Regions from separate parts of the Homo sapiens genome. Here region 2 is linked to region 1. Evidence: chromatin loops called from intact Hi-C (ENCODE). Cell type or tissue: heart right ventricle. All regions are shown on one strand. Each heading gives the region's core, and the rest is flanking DNA. Links, peaks and the distances in the headings are about the cores only.

The links. A loop is a pair of places that touch in the nucleus more often than their neighbours do. Peaks named below come from ENCODE experiments on the same cell type or tissue, not always from the same donor. Only the 100,000 strongest peaks of a DNase experiment are listed, where the experiment ranks them.
Region 2: a loop joins it to region 1, with 2.1 times the contacts of the local background. A loop is called at or near these places in 13 of 110 quality-filtered maps.

The regions. Positions count from the first base shown.
Region 1 is chr18:21,388,814-21,399,272 of GRCh38, forward strand. It overlaps GREB1L (GREB1 like retinoic acid receptor coactivator), which reads left to right. Exons shown (of 33, transcript NM_001142966.3): 5 at 6,572-6,748. All of the region lies in intron 2 of GREB1L-AS1 (GREB1L antisense RNA 1), which reads right to left. Among named protein-coding and RNA genes, the nearest start is that of GREB1L-AS1, 57 kb to the right of the region's middle. RefSeq lists an enhancer at 2,182-3,034. In heart right ventricle, for the core only: no CTCF peak of the experiment used is centred there; a DNase peak (open chromatin) is centred at 5,356.
Region 2 is chr18:21,339,138-21,349,596 of GRCh38, forward strand. The region is part of intron 1 of GREB1L (GREB1 like retinoic acid receptor coactivator); the gene reads left to right. Among named protein-coding and RNA genes, the nearest start is that of GREB1L-DT, 100 kb to the left of the region's middle. RefSeq lists an enhancer at 3,172-3,770. In heart right ventricle, for the core only: no CTCF peak of the experiment used is centred there; no DNase peak of the experiment used is centred there.

The DNA.
Region 1 (10,459 bases), core at 926-8,925:
ATTAGGCATATTGTAGGAGACCCCCCTATTGGAATTCATTTGATGTTTTTCTCCTTATTAGATTGAGGTTATGGGATCTGGGGAGGAAGATCACAGAGGTAAATTTTTATCTTATTCTTTCAAGGGTACATACTATCAACATGATTTAACACTATTGCTGTTGACCTTGGTCACCTGGCTGAGGGGCTGAAGGAGTGTTATCCCCACTCTCCTTCCACTACATACTGTGGAAGGAATCCCCAGATCACACTGAAGGAGCAGGGAGTTATACTCCACATCCTTGAGGGCAGGCTACGTAAATTATTTGAAATTCTACTGCCTGGGAATTCATCTCTTCTCTCCCATTTATTGATGGGTTCATTCGTTTATTTATGTCATTATGGCCATAAATACCTACATTTATTTTATGTTTATAATCCAATACTAATTTATTTTGTTGCTCAAATTGTTCAGTTTTGGACATTGGGATCTCAGTTGGTTCTCGTGCCACTTTTACAAACCCCCATCATTATGGGGTGGGTTTTTTTTTTTTTTTTTTCATCAAATAGGAATTTTCTCTTTTCACGGGCACAGGAACCTCTTGACTTTTTTTTTTTTAAGGGAAGGAGGTTAGGCACACACCTCTCATAGAATACAGTAATTGTTTAATAATTATTGCTTTTCTCCTCTAGGTGTCCTCATAAATGGGAAAACCCTCAAAGATTGTAATACTAAAAACTATTTGTGTGGATTGTGTAGTTTTCATTTTGCCACAGAAATTGCTCTGAAATAATCTCTCTTCCCTAGAAAATCCTGCTTTCTTCAGGCCTTCTCAACACTAACTGTGCCTTCTCTACTCTATACCTCTTTAGCCCAGAAACAAAATTGTAACTTTTCCCTCTTAGTCTCCCTTTTGCAATGTATTGCTTGAGAAAGCTCAGCAGAAATGTCAGTCTGTGAGCATGAATTACTTTTGCGGCTTGCCAAAACTTGAATTTTAAGGACTCATTAACAAGTATGAAATAGGTGAATGCCGACACAGTCAATGGCTGGCAGGGGCTGGTGTATCAAATGATGCTCAGAAATCAATCTGAAAAGGCCACAGGGAAGTCAAGTGATAGGACCCAACAAAAATAGGCAAGGATGAAGTTATAGGAGAGCTCTCCATCAGACTAGAGGAAGGTGAAACAGTATACAGTCATGTGCCAAATAACACCATTTCGGTCAATGACTGACTGCATATATGACATTGGTCCTGTAGGTTCCAAAACTGAAAAATGTCTGTTGCCTGATGACACTGTAGCCATTGTAAAGTAGTGCAATGCATTACTCATGTGTTTGTGGTGATGCTGATGTAAAGAAACCTACTGCACTGCCAGTCATATAAAAGTATAGCACATACAATTAGGTACACCACATGATACTAGGTAATAAATGTTATTTTTTATTACCTAGTTATTTTATTATCTATGTTATTTCAGAGTGCACTCCTTCTACTTATTAAAAAAAAAAAGTTTACTGTAAAACAGCCTCAGGCAGGTCCTTTAGGAGGTATTCCAGAAGATGGCATTATTATCATAGGAGATGACCCTCCAAGCATGTTTTTGCCCTGAAGACCTTCCAGTAGGACAAGATATGGAGGTGGAAGAGTGATATTGATGATTCTGACCCTGTGTAGGCCTAGGCTAATGTGTGTGTTTGTGCCTTAGTTTTTAACAAAAAAGTTTGTTTGTTTGTTTGTTTTTGTTTTTGTTTTTGTTTTTGAGATGGAGTCTCGCGCTGTCACCAGGTTGGAGTGCAATGGCGCAATCTCGGCTCACTGCAACCTCCGCCTCCTGGGTTAAAGTGATTCTCCTGCCTCCACCTCCTGAGTAGCTGGGACTACAGGCGCCCACCACCATGCCCAGCTAATTTTTGTATTTTTAGTAGAGATGGGGTTTCACCATATTGGCCAGGATGGTCTCAATCTCTTGACCTTGTGATCCACCCGCCTTGGCCTCCCAAAGTGCTGGGATTACAGGCGTGAGCCACCGCGCCAGGCCAACAAAAAAAGTTTAAAAAGTAAAAAACAAAACAAAACAAAAATTTTAATACAAAAAAGCCTTATAGAATAAGGATATAAGAAAGAAAACGTTTTTATACAGCTATACAAAGTGTTTGTGTTTTAAGTTTTATTATGAATCAGAAGGTTTTTAAAAGTTAAAAAGGTGATAAAGTTAAAAAGTTACAGTAAGCTAAGGTTAATTTATTATTGAAGAAAAAAACATTTTAGTAAATTTAGTGTAGCCTAAGGGTACAGCATTTACAAAGTGTACAGTAATGTCCTAGGCCTTCACATTCACTCATTACTCACTCACTGACTCACCCAGAGCAACTTCCAGTCCTGCAAGCTCTGTTTTAAGTGACTTATACAGGTGTGTCATTTTTTATCTTTTATATCGTATTTTCACTGTGCCTTTTCTGTGTTTACATATGTTTAGATACACAAATACTTAACCATTGTGTTACAACTGCCTATAGTATTCAGTACAATAGAATGCTATCCAGGTTTGTAGCCTAGGGGCATTAGGCTATACCATCTAGCCTACATGTGTGGTAGGCTGTATCATCTGGGTGTGTGAAAGTACACTCTATGATGTTCACACAACAAAATCGCCTCTTAGAATGCATCCATGTGGTTAAGTGATAAATGACTGTATATGAGTCAGAGAGGTGTTAATGAGGTCAAAGGAGCAGTTAATTAGGAGTTAAGAGACCTGGGTTCTGGATCTACTGTTTCTGGTGGTTGAGTATTTGGCCTTGGGCCACTTTCTTAGTCTCTTGGGGCCCTTCTTTCATTTACATATTAAAGAGGTTAGAACAGATCTGTGTTCCTCAATCGTTGACTCACAAATGTCTCTTATAATAGTGTGTAATCTTTTGAATTCAGAGATTTAAAAATTAATTCTGTCATTACATGGCATGTGATAAGGACTTGATTTTAAATAGAAAGTAATTTTAGATTGGTTTGTTTGTTTATTTATTTATTTATTTTGAGACAGAGTTTCACTCTTGTTGCCCAGGCTGGAGTGCAGTGGTGCAATCTCGGCTCACTGCAACCTCTGCCTCCTAGGTTCAAGCAATTCTCCTGCCTCAGCCTCCCGAGTGCCTGGGACTACAGGTCCATGCCACCACCCCCAGCTAATGTTTGTATTTTTAGTAGAGACAAGATTTCGCCATGTTGGCCAGGCTGGACTCGAACTCCTGACCTCAGGTGATCCACCCGCCTCAGCCTCCCAAAGTGTTGGGATTACAGGCGTGAGCCATTGCACCTGGCCTACTTAGATCAGTTTATTCATATACTGTTTGATATTCATGCTGTACAAGAAAGATTATCTACAGGGTTAGTACCAGTCTTGAGTGTTGAGTGCATTGAATAAGGTAATCTATATAGTATTTAGCACTGTGCCTGGCTATGGCAAGTGCTCCATAAGTTTTAGCTGCCATCATCATCATCATCAATTCCCAACTTTCAAACCTGTGAGCCCTGTTCCTTAATAGAGGTGGGTGGACACAGCAGATTTTTTTTTTCCAATGGGTTCCATGTATCCATAGGCTCCAAAAAATATTTGTAAACGAAGTAATATGACCGACATATTTAATGACTATTTTCCAAATAAATATAAATGATATTTTGAACAAATGCAGATGCACTTAAAATTGCTAAAGAATTCATAAGTTTTTATATTTTTTCTTAATTCATGAACTTCTAGAGTTAAATTGACTTTTAGAGTTTAAATTGACTTTTATTAATGTTAAAAAGGGATCTATAAGCTTGAAATGATTGAGCCCTGCAGTCTTGATAATTTTATTCTTTCTTCTGTTGACTTTTCCCAATTCTATTAGGCTTGTTTTTGAGGTTTGGTGACCCAAACTATATGGTAAATTTAATATGCCCCACCGCTTCATCCATTTTTTTAAATTTAAATTTTAATTTTTTTTCTTTAAAAAAAAAATTTAGACAGGGTCTTGTTCTGTCACCCAGGCTGGAGTACAATGGCACAATCCTGGCTCACTGCAACCTCTGCCTCCCTAGCTCAAGGGATGCTCCCATCTTAACCTCCTAGGTAGCTGGGACTACAAGCACTCACCACCAGGCCCGACTAATTTTTGTATTTTTTTGTAGAGATGGGGTTTCGCCCTGTTGCCTAGACTGGTCTTGAACTCCTGGACCCAAGCGATCTGCCTCTTTGGCCTCCCAAAGTGCTGGGATTACAGGCGTGAGCCACTGCACCTCGCCTCATCCAATGTTTTCATGGTGTTTTCTTTTTTATTTCTCATGCCAGTAACTGATAGCATTCAATTATCTGTTGACACTTGGTTAAAATCATAACATGAATTGATGCTAGGAGAATCTAGCATGGTTTTTCCCTACTTTGTATTGGGCAATGATAATGGTGCTCTCCTCGGGTTTGTGTAGGGAGAGGTAGGCATCCTCCTTGCTTCCAAAATTTTCTGAAATAGCGTTTTTTTCCCTGTTCTTGAGAGCAAGTCTCACGCTGTTGCCCAGGCTGGAGTGCAGTGGTGCGATCTTGGCTCACTGCAACCTCTGCCTCCCTGGTTCAAGTGATTCCCCTGCCTCAGCCTCCCAAGTAGCTGGGATTACATGCATGTGCCACCATGCCTAGCTAATTTGTTGTTGTTGTTGTTTGTTTGTTTTTTGAGACAGAGCCTCGCTCTGTTGCCCAGGCTGGAGTGCAGTGGCGCGATCTGGGCTCACTGCAAGCTCCGCCTCTACAGGTGCCTGCCACCATGTCCGGCTAATTTTTTTGTATCTTTAGTAGAGACGGGGTTTCACCATGTTAGCCAAGATGGTCTCGATCTCCTGACCTCATGATCCGCCCGCTTCTGCCTTCCAAAGTGCTGAGATTACAGGTGCGGGTCACCGCGCCCGGCCTTTTTTTGTATTTTTAATAGAGAAGGGTTTCACCATGTTGGCAAGGCTGGACTTGAACCGCAACCTTAAGTGATCCACCCACCTCGGCCTCCGAAAGTGCTGGGATTACAGGTGTGAGCCACTGCGCCCGGCCTGAAATAGCATTTATCATACTTTTATTCAGCCTTTCTCGGTTGCAAATGACAGAAACCCAACTGAAAATGGCTTAGGTAAAATGAAGAAATTACTGAAAGAATTCCAAAGAAAAGGTTTCATGGCCAGACCTTGGGAAAGGCAGATACAGCGGGCTGAGGGATCCAGATACTGCCAGAACAGTCTTTCAGCCTCCTGCCTGTGCTGACGGAGTTCCCTCCCAAGTCAAGAGACAGGGCTGGCACTAAGCAGTCTGAGCCATGCTCTCCTTGGCTCCATGTTCAGATTTTCTAGGGGAAAGGCTTTGATGGGCCTTGTTTATGTCATATGTCCACCCTTGGACCAATCAACTATGGCCAGAAAGTTGGGCTATCAAAGTGGCCCAGTTGGATCAGGTCCTAGCTCCACATCAATTTGGAGTGTCACAACTCCCTGGGGAAGTCATATGATTACAGTGAGTACAGACGGAATCATTCCCCAGAAGATTTGCAGCAGAACTGTAGCTGTTCCCTATAACACTGTCTGTGATTCTTGGTTCCTTATACATTCTTCCAAATGACTGCAATGTGAGTTCTTGGAGGAAGTTATATTTGGTTCAATTCTGTATCTCCTGGTCTTGGACAGCATCTGTTGCAAATGTTTGTTTAATAAACAATGAACAGATGAATTCATATAATACATTATGATATACAAAGTGGTTATGTAAGATTTTGTCACATCTTGTCATGTCATGTCATGGTAAAAAGTGAAATGCTGTAACAGTTTTGGCCCGTTCATCTAGGAGTCACCAAATTCTGAGCTTCAGTCTTTTCCTCTGTGAAAATAAAGAGTATCTCTATTCTGACACTGTACCCATCTAGAGAAGTGAATTTGGATTGGAAGTAAAATAATCGTATTACATGCACATAAAAACTACGTGGTTTTCAAAGTTTGTTGTGTATTCACCATTGCCCCACTTGTTGACCAGACTCACGCCTGTAATCCCAGCACTTTGTGAGGCCAAGGTGGGTGGATCACGAGGTCAGGAGTTCGAAACCAGCCTGGCCAACATGGGGAAGCTCCATCTCTACTAAAAAAAAAAAAAAAAAAAAAAATTAGCCGGGTGTGGTGGCGCACACGCCTGTAATCTCAGCTACTCGGGAGGCTGAGGCAGGAGAATCACTTGAACCTGGGAGGTGGAGGTTGCAGTAAGCCAAGATCCCACCATTGCACTCCAGCCTGGGCGACAGGGCGAGACTCCATCTCAAAAAAAAAAAAAAAAAGAAAAAAAAAAGAAAAAATATGAAGTTGTCGCTTTGGCTGAAGCGAAGCAGACGGAAATATTTCCTTTCAATGTCTTTTCAGCTTTGTTCAGAGGGCCACACTTGGCAGATTTGTCTTCTGGTTGGAGTATAGGGGTATAGGGACTTTAATTTAGTCTGTAATAGTGATTCTCAAAAATAAATCTACTCTCCAAATGAGTGATAAGAAGATATAATCTCACTAAACATTTCACTGTGTCCTTTTTTTTAAACTGGTTTTTAGGTTTTTGTCAAGCAGGAAAGGATTTGCGTTTGGTATCACTGTGTATGGAACAAATTGACATCCCAGCAGGATTCCTCCTGGTGGGGGCCAAGTCTCCCAATCTGCCTGAACACATCCTAGTTTGTGCTGTGGACAAGCGATTTCTACCAGATGATCATGGAAAAAATGCACTTTTAGGTGAGTGTTTCATGCTTATAAAATTCCTTCCAATATGAGGGAGTTAAAATACACATTTATTTAAAACTACTGCAGAATTTTAAAAAATATACCAGAGGATTATTTGGGGATTATATAGTTTAGTTCAATTATGAGACATTTTTTCTTTTAGTAACTTCTTTTTTTTTTTTCTTTTTTTCTTTTTTTGAGATGAAGTCTTGCTCCATCGCCCAGGCTGGAGTGCAATGGTGCAGTCTAGGCTCACTGCAACCTCTGCCTCCCAGGTTCAAGTGATTCTCCTGCCTCAGCCTCCCGAGTAGCTGGGACTACAGGTGCATGCCACCACACCCAGCTAATTTTTGTGTTTTTAGTAGAGACAGGGCTTCACCATATTGGCCGGAGTGGTCTTAAACCCCTGACCTCGTGATCTGCCCACCTCGGACACCCAAAGTGATGGGATTACAGGCGGTAACTTCTTAAACATTTATTTATTTTCTTTCTTTTTTTTTTTTCTTTTTTTTGAGACAGAGTTTTGCTCTTGTCACCCAGGCTGGAGTGCAGTGGCATGATCTCGGCTCACTGCAACCTCTGCCTCCTGGGTTCAAGCAATCCTCCTGCCTCAGCCTCCCGAGTAGCTGGGATTACAGGCGCCCACCATCACGCCCAGCTACTCTTTGTATTTTTAGTAAAGACAGGGTTTCACCATGTTGGCCAGGCTGGTCTCAAACTCCTGACCTCAGATGATCTGCCTGCCTTGGCCTCCCAAAGTGCTGGAATTACAGGCATGAGCCACCACGCCCGGCCTTTTCATTTTTATTAATTCTCAAAACACTTAGCTTAATTAAATGACTTTTTTGACCAGACATTTTTAAAAAGCATGCAATTTATCAAAAATTAATATTTTATAAAGAAAAGAGAATTCACTCTCTATAGTCATTGATATCAAGTCAGCTCTGATATTGGACCTGATATCAAGTCAACTCAATTATTTATCTGTGGATTATTCACTTTGTAAGTTATTTGTTGTTTTTCCATACCACTCATTCCAATGTCATATAGATAGATATTTCTATCTATACTTGTGTGATGTGATTCTCACTTTATATTTAACATTAGTTCACCCAAAATAACTAGGACTATGTATCTTTATATTTCTATCTATATGATATAAAATGTAAATGACTTTATCTAGAATTATTTTACTTTCTGATATTAGAGTCTGGGCTTTTTCACAACATAGCTTCCCTATATCACAAGAAATAACAGACTTGATTTATTTTATTTTAAATAATTAAAAAGATAAGAGAGCACATGAGATTTGTTGCTTTTCTACTGCTGCCATTTCTCTACTGTTGTTTTTGTTTCTCAGAATTTGTCTTACTATAGATGAAATCATGTTTCAGGCACAAATATCAGTAAAAAGGAAAAAGAATAGAGCAATGAATTCAAATATTGTATTGATCATGATGTGTATTTATTTTTGTAGTTTGATACATTCTTCCTAGTTATATAGTGTCATCAGAAAGTCTAGCAATACACTGATCAATAAGTGAGCCTGCACACGCTTTATAGAAGTTCCTTAAATTATAGCTTAAAGACTTTTTATGGTTCATAGGAAAAGAAATGGTAATTTTCATTTTTTATAAGGCTCTCATAAAAAAAGAACATTTTCGGCCTGGCACGGTGGCTCACGTCTGTAATCCCAGCACTTTGGGAGGTCGAGGTGGGCGGATCATGAGGTCAGGAGATCGAGACCTCTGGCTAACATGGTGAAACCCCGTCTCTACTAAAAAAAACCCCGTCTCTACTAAAAAAAACCCCGTCTCTACCAAAAATTAGCCGGGCGTGGTGGTGGGTGCCTGCAGTCCCAGCTACTTGGGAGGCTGAGGCAGGAGAATGGCGTGAACCCGGGAGGCAGAGCTTGCAGTTAGCGGAGATCGCGCCACTGCACTCCAGCCTGGGGGACAGAGCGAGACTCCGTCTCAAAAAAAAAAAAAAAAAAATAATAATAATAATTAGCTGGGCGTGGTGGCGCTTGTAGTCCCAGCTACTCGGGAGGCTGAGGCAGGAGAATAGCGTGAACCCGGGAGGTGGAGCTTGCAGTGAGCCAAGATGGCGCCCCTGCACTCTAGGCTGGGCGACAGAGTGAGACTGTCTCAGAAAAAAAGAAAAAACGTTTTCACTTTGTTTAGTGAAATTGAGCAGATGGTTTAATATAGAAGTCTAATGATAAATCTAATATGCTGGAGTAAATTAGCAGTGAAGATCCAACTACTCGTTTTTTCATTCAGCAGTATTTATTCAGGATGTACTGTGTGACAGAAATCACACGAGGCTCTTACGTAGGGACACAACAGTTAAAAGACTCAGTCCTGTTCCTCACAGAGCTTACTACCTAGTAGGCTGTAGTAGAACAACTTCAGAAAACTTTTTAGCATTTGAAAAGCATTATCGTCTCATCTAATGATAAACAGTTCAGGTGTGGCTCTGACTGTCGACAATGAAAATCTCTCATAATGCATTTTTTGTTCAATGATTCTTTGTGACTAGAGAATCCTCTTAGAATATGTCATGGAAAAGACACAGAAAACACCATCAGTATAATAGACTTCATAATCCTTAGAAATTAGGAGTGAGACCAAAGACCATGTGCTTTAGAATCAGAACTGTGTTCTAATCCCAGATTTGTCACTTAGTACTTTAAGAACTTCAGCAAGTATTTTAAGAACTTAAAGTCTTAGATTGCTCATGCATATAATGGGGCCATTAACGCCTACCTTGCCGGGTCATAAAGATCAAATGAGATGATGTCCTTAAAGCACCCACCCAGCACAGTGCTTGGGACATAGTATTTGCTCTTCAAATGGCAGTTATTTACTATTGTATTTATTAAATACCCTTACAGACTTGGAACCTTGCTTACTTTCTCTAGCCTTGTAAGTGGACATAATTTTTTACTAACCACTTCTCCATGTAAAAGTGTGGTGCAATAACAAAATGGCAGGTTTTTCTTAAATAAACACATTGCTGGGATTTTTACATGTTTGATACTCTTGTCCAAAAACTTTCATCCAACATTTCTTACTTAAAGTGGATGATTTTCGTATGCATTAAAATATAGTGGAAAAATGTTTAAGCTTCCACTATTCTGGAACCCCTGTGGATTCAAATATCAATTTGTCTAAATTTTTATATAAATTATGCAGATTCCAAAGACCATGGGGGAATTGATTTAAAAATATATTGATCCAGTTGGTAGTGCATGTGCCCCAAATCTACCATGCAATTGGAAGACTTGATTGCCAGAAAAACTAGAAGGTAATTTGGCTGTGAGTGGTGTTATTTTTTGTTTTCAATGACAACAAGAACTTCAAGCAGATAAAATCTCCCTTGAAGGAAGGCTAATGCTGAAGCCATACAGGGTTTTTAAAATGGACTGTAGGATTCTAACTCTTTTATGTTGTTAACTCATCATTAATGTGAAGATTCTCTCCTTTGCAGATTATTCAGACCCATGGCTTTTCTTCCTCTTCACACTCTTGCTTTTCACCTCAGAATAGACAGAGGAAAAGATCAAACTCAACCTCAGTAGTTTGTTAATTCTCACACTAATCTTTTCTAAACCACTTGGACCTATCAGTTAAGCCTCATGTTTTGGCACTGTTCTTGATTATTTTGGCTGAAAGGTTCTTGTAGCTTTTTTCTGTGTTTTGGGTGTGGCATATCTACTTC
Region 2 (10,459 bases), core at 914-8,913, 50 kb before region 1:
GATCGCACCTCTGCACTCCATCCTGGGTGACAGAGCCAGACTCCATCTCAAAAAAAAAAAAAAATTATCTTATTAGAAAAGTTGAAATTTAAAAGGCACATAGTGGAGTCAGAATGTATTTGATTGTATAGAATCATGTAAGAGTGGACTAGGAATCCCATATTGTTTCTTCTATTCTAAGGCAGTTTTAGGCTGTCAGTCTGACCTCAGATATTTCTAATCAGGAATTTTCACAAGCTGTGTAAGTAAAATCATGTTTAACCAACATAGCATTAGTTATTTCTCCCTTGAATTTTGATTAACAATTTGATTACAGTTTGGACCATTTTACATATTCTTTTCTGTGACTATGGAGAATTTAGTGTAGCTTAGCCTGAAAAGCATATGATAGATTTTAAAGGACCTAGGTTTGAATCTTAGCACTGCTAACTTTCTTGAACAAGTCACTCAACCTTTTAGAGTCTGTTTTCTCATGTAATGAATGAAAGGCTCTATCTCATAATGTCATTATAAGAATTAAGTGAAGCAAAGTGTTCAAAGCTTTCAATGCAGTTCTGAGATGTTGTTTATAAAATTTTGGTTAATTTAGACATTGGTTATGTCTAATGACAATTAGGAAACCTCTCTCAACCTTAGACTAAGATAACATTTTGTTGGGTCTATTGTGTTCATAAGATTTTTTTTGAGCAACCTAAAATAATAACATTCTTACAAAGATCTAGAACCTACAACAATACAATTATTTTCACTTTTATTCTGATTACCTTTTACAGTGGACACTTTATTGACAAAACCCAAGTCCACCTCACCTCTCTGGCAGCTACCTAAGTGGTATGGGTTTATTTGTGTCTCTATTTTTGCTTCATTTGTTTGCTTCTAAGATCCCTCCTGGCTCAGGCCATGCTCCTCGCCCCCACCCGCAGGATCTGATGCTACAGGAATATAATTGTGGTCCCACTACCACAACCCCTCATTGCAGCACAATAGAAAAACATTGGGGCCGGGTGTGGTGGCTCACGCCTGTAATCCCAGCACTTTGGGAGGCTGAGGCGGGCAGATCATAAGGTCAGGAGATCAAGACCATCTTGGCTAACATGGTAAAACCCTGTCTCTACTAAAAATATAAAAAAAAATTAGCCGGGCATGGTGGTGGGCACCTGTAGTCCCAGCTACTTGGGATGCTGAGGCAGGGGAATGGCGTGAACCCTGGAGGTGGAGCTTGCAGTGAGCTGAGATTGTGCCACTGCACTCCAGCCTGGGCAACAGAGCGAGACTCCGTCTCAAAAAACAAACAAACAAAAAAAACCACATTGGTTTGGAGTCAGAGGACATGCATTTGAGTGTCAGTATTTGGCTACTTATGAGTGTGGTAATTTTATAAAGATTAACCAAGATTTTTTCTTTCTTTTTTTTTTCTTTTTTTGAGACGGAGTCTTGCTCTGTCGCCCAGGCTGGAGTGCAATGGCACAATCTCAGCTCACTGCAACCTCTGCCTCCCAGGTTCAAGTGATTCTCCTGCCTCAGCCTCCTGAGTAGCTGGGATTACAGGCGCACGCCACCATGCCTGGCTAATTTTTTTGTATTTTTAGTAGAGACGGGGTTTCACCGTGTTGGCCCAGCTGGTCTTGAACTCCTGACCTCATGATCCACCCGCCTGGGCCTCCCAAAGTGCTGGGATTACAGGCGTTGAGCCACCGCACCCGGCCCTAACCAAGATGTTAATAATATACATGAAAGAATTCTATAAAGTAGAGAAGTGTGTTCTTCCCATGGTTAGGGATTTATATAAGGAGGAGTGTTAACATTTGTTGCATACCTAATACATGCAACGTACTTCACATACATTATCTTCTTTACTGTAACACTATGAAGTAGGAGATATATCCATTTTACAGATAACTAGCCTCAAGCTACATGATTATGAAGTAGTGAAGCATGATCACCACTGCCTGTCTTGGCTTTCAGAGCAGTAATGGTCAGGCCATTTTTGGTCCTGCCTTGGCTACCAAGAAGAGAGGAAAGGAGTAGATGAGAAAATGGAAGGAGACCCTGTGTGTTGCAGTCAGCAAATAAGGAGCTATCTGAGAATTTGTACTAGTCACTGACTTGATAGGATAGATACCTGCCACTTGTCTTTATGACAAAACTGGAAAGACAGGAGAGGCCACAGCATTGGCAAGGGTTCCTCCAGTTGAAAGTTTGTGGTGGGGAGCCGTGCCTCTCATCTGCAATCATCTTGAAATATGACTCAGCCACAAGCTTCTTGATTTCTGTACTTCCCTTGTCCTCTGTCAAACAAATGTGATTGCAAGTGCTCACTGCAGCCTGGGCACAAGGCATCTTTCCACCTCAGCTTCCAGGGTAGCTGGGACTATCGGCATACACCACCACACACAGATAATTTTTTAAATCTTTTGTAGAGACAGGTTCTTGCTGTGTTGCCCAGGCTGATCTCAAACTCCTGGCCTCAAGGGATCCTCCCACCTTAGCATCCCAAAGCACTGGGATTATAGGTGTGAGCCACCACACCTGGCTACTTATTATAATTTTTAAACCTAAAGGAGTGGTGAAGCCAAAAAGCATTTTGGAGTTCATACTGACTGAATTTTTCTAGTGTTTTTCTGCTTGAACACAAATGAAGTCAAAGCTTTCACCTGGCCTGAAAGCTTCAGGTGACAGCAGTGTATTAGGTGTAAGGTCTTTCCTTCCATGTCAGTGCAGCCTTGCTTATGACCCTATTAGGCTTTGACAAAACGATGGGAATACTTTTCAAAGGGAAAGTGGGAGCTGAACTGCTTTTGTTGGTGGTGAGGGGCCATTGTTATAATCAAACAAAACTGGGGAGATATGATGAGAAATTAATTTCCTGAAAATAGAAATTATAGGGAAAGATTTTCATTATTAAACCTCAATTTTGGCTTTAGGGTTTTAGGATTAGCATTTAAATTATTGGAACCATTTTTGCCTATGTGCTTATAGGGTCTCTAAATGCATTTGTAAAATTTCAGACTGATTGATGGCCTGAATTGATGTTCAGTCCATCATCATGGACTGAATGTTGAAATGATGTCCACAACAAATTTTAATGTCATTACAGACCTTTAAAATGTTAAGAAGATTAAAAGAGAAAAAGGCCACTGTGTCTGGTTGGTGAATTTTGGTCATGAACATGTTATATTCAAGAACCATCCTTAGGTCCTTGTTCTAGGCTTCACTGCCTCAAACAAAACTTAGATGGGATTTTTTTTTTCTGTAATAATTACACTTAAGCACCTGATGATCTAATGAAGACAATTTCTTAATGTGCCAAAATGAGTTCTTTGTATCTTATTTGAATCTTTTGTTGCTTTAAGCTAATCTGCTTTAGGGTTCTCAAATCCAAGCATTTTACAATGCAGGCTCTAGCAATGGCATTCATCTGGAATGCTGCCTTTTGTTTACTAGCTTTACCAGACGCTCACTGCTTCCTTTGGTCATCTGGTGTCTTAACTAATGTGATTTGTTCTCCTAGGCTCTGCAGGTAGCCATGAGCCTCTATAAGTGAGATTTACAATGGGACTCACCACCCTGGCTGCTAATGAAGGTAGCCACAGGGATTTCATTTTGTTTTTTCATCTGTCCCCCAAAAGAGTAGAGGAAATTGTGCTGTGGGTTTTCTAATTCTCCTTGTTTTCCATATAATTTTTACAATTGATTTACTAACCACCATGCAAAAATATAAATATTTTTGTTTAGGAGTCAGAATGTTTCCTCTGCCAGCCCCTCATGCTAATCACTAGAATTGTTTATTATTGAACCTGAAAAGAACAAAGTGAAGTCTCTGTTTAAATTTAACCAATTGGCATTTTACCTTCATCTGTTTTTGTCTTTGAGGAAGATTTTTGACCAATTTGGTTATTTAAAAAACAAAAACTGTGTGACTGGGCAACTTGGATTCTGGTTCCAGCCTTGCCATTTAGTACCTAAGTCATGGACACCTTTTGGTTTCTTATCTGGAAAAAAAAAAAAGGGAGTTAGTCAGCAAGGTACATATAAGAGCCAAGATGATGTTTTATATTCTTCTAGCTTTCTTTTCTACTATCATAGTGAACTAAAGTGCCCCGACTGGATTCATGGGTAAACCTACCATTGAAAAACAACCTTGTATCTGATAAAATGTCTTGCCTAGCTGTCAAAGCAATAAATATAAAATGTTAGTGTCTTCATTTTAGAAATGCTATGATCTCTAGATTATAACCCAATTTTATAGAGAGAGGGATTTGTCCATTTCCAGTAGGGAAACACAGAGCCCATGTATTATTGTGCTTCACAAGACAGTGGTTCTCAGGTATGGTTTAAAGGTCTCCCAAAGGTCATGGAATCTTTGGATTATACAACAAGAGAGGGCATAAGCAATTATTGGGTTCAGTCCACTCAGTTTTACTAATGAGGATCAAGAGACCCAGAAGTGCTTAGTAGTTTGTCCCTGGTCACAGAATTTATCGAGCTGCCAGTAGAGCCCAAACCCCAAAGACAAAATGGCCGCATACCAGGGTGGACATGTCCTCGCTACCTCTTAATGAAACACAGGGAGCAGAAGGTTGAGAAGAGAGATTTTTTTTTTTTTTTTTTTTTTTGAGACAGAGTCTCGCTCTGTCACCCAGGCTGGAGTGCAGTGGCACTGTCTTGGCTCAGTGCAACCTCTGCCTCCAGGATTCAAGTGATTCCCCCACCTCAGCCTTCCAAGTAGCTGAGACTACAGGCATGTCCCACCTCAGCTTCCCGAGTAGGTGGAACTACAAGTGTGTACCACCATGCCCGGCTAATTTTTGTATTTTTAGTAGAGACTGGTTTGACCGTGTTGGCCAGGCTGGTCTTGAACTCCTGACCTCAAGCAGTCCACCTGCCTTAGTCCCCCAAAGTGTTAGGATTACAGGCATGAGCCACCATGCCCAGCCTGGATTGTTAACTCCAAGTCTGAACACTTAAAAATCACTGCTTGAGGCTGGGTGCGGTGGCTCACGCCTGTAATGCCAGAACTTTGGGAGGCCAAGGCGGGCGGATCACGAGGTCAGGATATCGAGACCATCCTGGCTAACATGGTGAAACCCCGTCTCTATGAAAAATACCAAAAATTAGCCAGGCTTGGTGGCAGGCGCCTGTAGTCCCAGCTATTCGTGAGGCTGAGGCAGGAGAATCGCTTGAACTCGGGAGGTGGAGGTTGCAGTAAGCCGAGATTGTGTCACTGCACTCCAGCCTGGGCGACAGAGCAAAACTCTGTCTCAAAAACAACAACAACAACAACAACAACAACAACAACTGCTTGATAGTGTTAGACATTTGGCTTGTTTCTCCATTGCAACTGACAGTGTAAAGTCAATCTGATCTCACAGATGTTGTACTGAGGTGATGCTCCTGCAAAGGTGTTGAAACTATAGTTCCTCCCCTCTGGGAATTTACAGTCTAATCTGGGAATAAAACAAGTATACAAGTAGTACTGTGTGAGTTAGTGGGAATAAAAATGAATAAAACACAAACTGTGACTCTAAAGATTTCAAAATCTAAAGGAAAGATGGATTTTAATACAACTTCGTAGGCCAGGTGTTTAATAGCTGGTCAAAGGTAAATTCAGGGTCATCTGGGAACTCATAGGCAGTCTTAAATAAGACTGTAAGAAATGAAAGAAACTTACAGTAAAATGCTGGCCAGTGTTCCTACTCTTGAGTTGGTGATCGCTACTGGAGAAAATCTCTCATCATTGCAGACTGAGATCACTCTAAATTCATTGTCCCTATCCCTAAATGTGACCTAATTATATCTTTGACTGCCTTTGGCTGAGTTCCTTTCCTTTTTATCTAATCAATTATTCCAAATCTATTCCACTCTCTTCAAGCCTGTACCCACCTGCCCCTTTCTCAGCAGGCTGCTCCTCTCACTTCTAGGAATCCCTGAAGAGTCCCATTAATTGCCTTGACTTTAGCTGACCCTAAGTACTAGTGAAGCCAAGTTCTTTATCTCCAACCCTGGGTTCCCTTGCACTTCAGACCCTATTAGATTACTGCTGGATATTTCCATTTGGTTGTTTCACAGCCATTTCGAAAACCATATGTCTAAGAACTGAATGGATCACCTTCTGTCCAGAAATCTCACCTTCTTTCTCAGGGTTCCCTGAATCAGAAAAGGTACCATCATCCACCCCAGTTTGCCTGAAAAAAGAACTACTCTGGCTGGAACATGCCATGTCCAGGTAGGAGGCTGCAGTAATCCTTGTCGTGGTCTTTAACACGTTGTGTATAATTGCATGAGAAATAGCATTGTCAAGTGATTAAAAACATGGCTTTGAAGTATGATGGATCTGTGTTTGATTCCTGGCACCATCACTTGTCAGTCAGCTGTGTGACCTTGAGCCAACTATTAAACTTTCTAAGACTGGGTTACCTTTTCTGAAAGATGGAGACCATAATAGTACTTACAGGCCAGGTGCGGTGGCTCACACCTGTAATCCCAGCACTTTGGGAGGCCGAGGTGGGTGGATCACTTGAGGTCAGGAGTTCAAGACCAGCCTGGCCAACATGGTGAAACCCATCTCTACTAAAAATACGAAAATGAGCCAAGCATGGTGGCATGTGCCTGTAATCCCAGCTACTCAGGAAGCTGAGGCAGGAGAATCACTTGAAACTGGGAGCTGGAGGTTGCAGTGAGCTGAGATCATGCCATTGCACTCCAGCCTTGGGGACAGAGTGAGACTCCATCTCAAAAAAAAAAAAAAAAAAGTACTTACAGGGTATTCTGAGGATTAAATGAGTTCTCACATATGAAGCATTCATCATAGGTATCCCTAAGACCGAATAGAGCAGAGATCATTTAGATCATTTCTGACTCACTCACTTCTGTATCTGCCAGTCCTGACACAAAGAAGGCACTCAGTAAATACTCGTTGAATGAGAAAATGAGGTAGCGGCATGCCTAGATTAAGCTACTGACAATAGGGGTGGAGAAAAGAAGCAATGCAAGGCAGAAACCTCGACGTCCTCCTGAATTACTTCGCCGTGTCATCAATCACTAATTCCCACTGATTTCATTCCTAAATATTTCCCAGGCTCATCCCACCCTCTGTAACCCTCCCATAACTGCACCCACACAGGCTATCATGACCACTCACTAGGACTATAGTAGGAGTTTCTAAACACTCTCCCTGCATCCTGTTTTACTTCCTCACAAGCCCCTACCAGACTGCCACCGGGGAAATCCGTTCAAAGCTAAAATGTGAACATGTCATTTCTTTGCTTAACACTCATTCACGGCTATCTTTTATCTATAGGATCTAGTTGCAGCAATTGAGACCTGGGCTATATTTCCATCTTTCTTTCCTAACATGCCCTCTCTCACACTTGGGAGTCTAGACCAAGATTACTTGGTCTTGGTCTTATCTTCTGGACATACTGTGCTATTTCATGTCTTCATGCTTTTAAGAGGTTTCTGGTTATTCTTGTTCTTTCCACAGCCCTTTCTCCTGTCCTAATTAGGTTTACATTTGTCTGCAAATGACAGGAAACCTGAAACAGCAAGTTAGAAGTTTCTTTCTTCTTGGCATAACATTTGGAGGTAACAGTCCAAGACTGATAAAGCATCTCTGCTATCATCAGGGAGCCTCGGTCCTGTCTCGTGCTTCTGCCATCAATGTGTGGCTTCCATCCTTGTTCTCTCTCTCTTCTCTGCCCCCTCTAGAACCTTATTCCATTAGTCATCAACTCTTCCTTTTCTTTAAGGAAAGAACCTCATCCTGCAAGCATCCCTCCTTCTAATTATTTCTTCCTGCCATTGTACCTTTCTGACAATTACCAACCTATTTCCACCCTTGTTCACCACACTTGCTTCTTGAAAGGCTAATCGCATGCCATGGGACATTTTCATTCCTGATCCTATTTGACTTCTCCTACCTTTTAAAACTGTCTACCACCGATCAGCCTGACCAATATGGTGAAACCCCGTCTCTACTAAAAATATAAAAATTAGCTGGGCGTGGTGGTGGGTGCCTGTAGTCCCAGCTACTAGGGAGGCTGAGACAGGAGAATTGCTTGAACCCAGGAGGCAGTGGTTGCAGTGAGCCTGAGATTGCACCACTGCACTCCAGCCTGAGCAACAGAGCAAGACTCCGTCTCAAAAAAAAAAAACAAACAAAAACAAAAAAACCAACAACAACTGTAACTGTCTACCACCTTCCATTTCTCCAGATTGTCTTGTCCCTCAGCTTTCACCACACTGTTCTGCTCCTGGCTCCCTTCCTGCTTCTGCTGCTCCTTCTCCATCTTCTTTGCTGGTTTTACTCTTCCTTTGCTTCACTCTTTTTTTTTTTTGAGACAGAATCTTGCTTTGTCGCTCAGGCTGGAGTGTAATGGTGAGATCTCAGCTCACTGCAGCCTCCACCTCCTAGATTCAAACAATTCTCCTGCCTCAGCCTCCCAAGTAACTGGGATTACAGGAGCTTGCCACCATGCCTGGTTAATTTTTTGTATTTTTAGTAGAGACGGGGTTTTGCCATGTTGCCCAGACTAGTCTCGAACTCCTGACCTCAGGTGATCCACCCATCTCTGCCTCCCAAAGTGCTAGGATTAGGCGTGAGCCACCATGCCCAGCCCCCCGACCTTTTTTTTTTTTTTTTTTTTTTAAGACAGGGTGTTGCTCTGTCGCCCAGGCTGGAGTGCAGTGGCACAATCTCGGCTCACTGCAATCCCCGCCTCCCAGGTTCAAGTGATTCTCCTGCCTCAGCCTCCCGAGTAGCTGGGACTACAAGCACGTGCCACCACACTCGGCTAATTTTTTTTTTTTTTTTTTTTTTTTTTTTTGAGACAGAGTCTTGCTCTGTCGCCCAGCCTGGAATGCAGTGGCACGATCTTGGCTCACTGCAAACTCCGCCTCCCGGGTTCACGCCATTCTCCTGCCTCAGCCTCCCGAGTAGCTGGGACTACAGGCACCCACCACCATGCCCGGCTAATTTTTTTGTATTTTTATTAGAGACGGGGTTTCACCGTGTTAACCAGGATGGTCTCAATCTCCTGACCTCGTGTTCCGCCCGCCTGAGCCTCCGAACGTGCTGGGATTACAGGCGTGAGCCACCGCGCCTGGCTTGCTTGACTCTTAAATGACAGTGTTTCTCATGGTTTCCTCCTGGACCCTCTCTCATTCCACATACTTCTCCCACCTAGGCAGTCACCAGGTAATCTCACCAGTACCCATAGCAGCTGGGCATGGTAACTCATGCCAGTAATCCCAGCACTCTAGGAGGTTTAGGTGGGAGAATCACTTGATCCCAGGAGTCTGAGACCAGCCTGGGTAACATAGTGAGACCCCATCTCTACAAAAAATTTAAAAATTAGGCCAGGCACAGTGGCTCATGTCTGTAATCTCAGCACTTTGGGAGGCTGAGGCAGGTGGATCACTTGAGGTCAGGAGTTCGAGACCAGCCTGGCCAACATGGTGAAACCCTGTCTCTACTAAAAATACAAAAATTAGCCAGGCGTAGTGGCAGGTGACTGTAATCCCAGCTACCCGGGAGGCTGAGGCAGGAGAATCGCTTGAACCCGGGAGGCAGAGGTTGCAGTGAGCTGAGATCGCACCATTGCACTCCAGCCTGGGCAACAGAGCCAGACTCCATCTCGAAGAAAAAAAAAATTAAAAATCAGCCAGCCATGGTGGCATGCACCTGTAGTCCCAGCTACTCGGGAAGCTGAGTTGGGACAATTACTTAAGCCAAGGAGGTGGAAGTGGCAGTGAGCCATGATTGCACCACTGCACTCCAGCCTGGGTGACAGAGTGAGACCCTGTCTTAAAACAAGAACAACAACAAAAAACCCAGTGTCCATAGCGGCCATCTGTGTGGCTGCCCTCTGTCTCCAGGGACTGCTTGTTCAGTCCTCACATCCTGAAGTCAAGTCCTGAATTTCTCAGTGCACAATGAAAGGGCTTCTCTTCTCTGTTCCTTCCACCCCTGATTATGTGCAAGCTCCATCACCTCTTCCTAGACTCCTGCAGAAACTTTTTATCTGGTCTCTAATCACGCTTTCACACTTCCAAAGTTACCTTTTATGTTTTAAAACATCTAATTATGTTATTTTTTTTTTGAAAACTTCCATTGGCTTTTTCCTGCTTCTAGAATTATATTCAAATCCCTAATTTAGTGTATAAGTCTCCTTACAGAGACTGGCCCCAACTTACTTTTTAAATTTTTTTTCTCTTGCCACTCAATCTCCATCCCCCAAATCATGCACCCAACAATTAACTTTAGTATTTCTAAAATACACTATGCCTTTGATAGTCTGTTCTGTTGACCTGTGAGGTCCTCCTAATTTGATGAATTCCTACTTTGTCCTTTAAAGCAAGGATCCCCAGTCCCCTGGCCACGTGGCCTGTTAGGAACTGGGCCGGCACAACAGGTTGTGAGCCGTGGGCAAGCGAGCATTACCACCTGAGTGCCACCTCC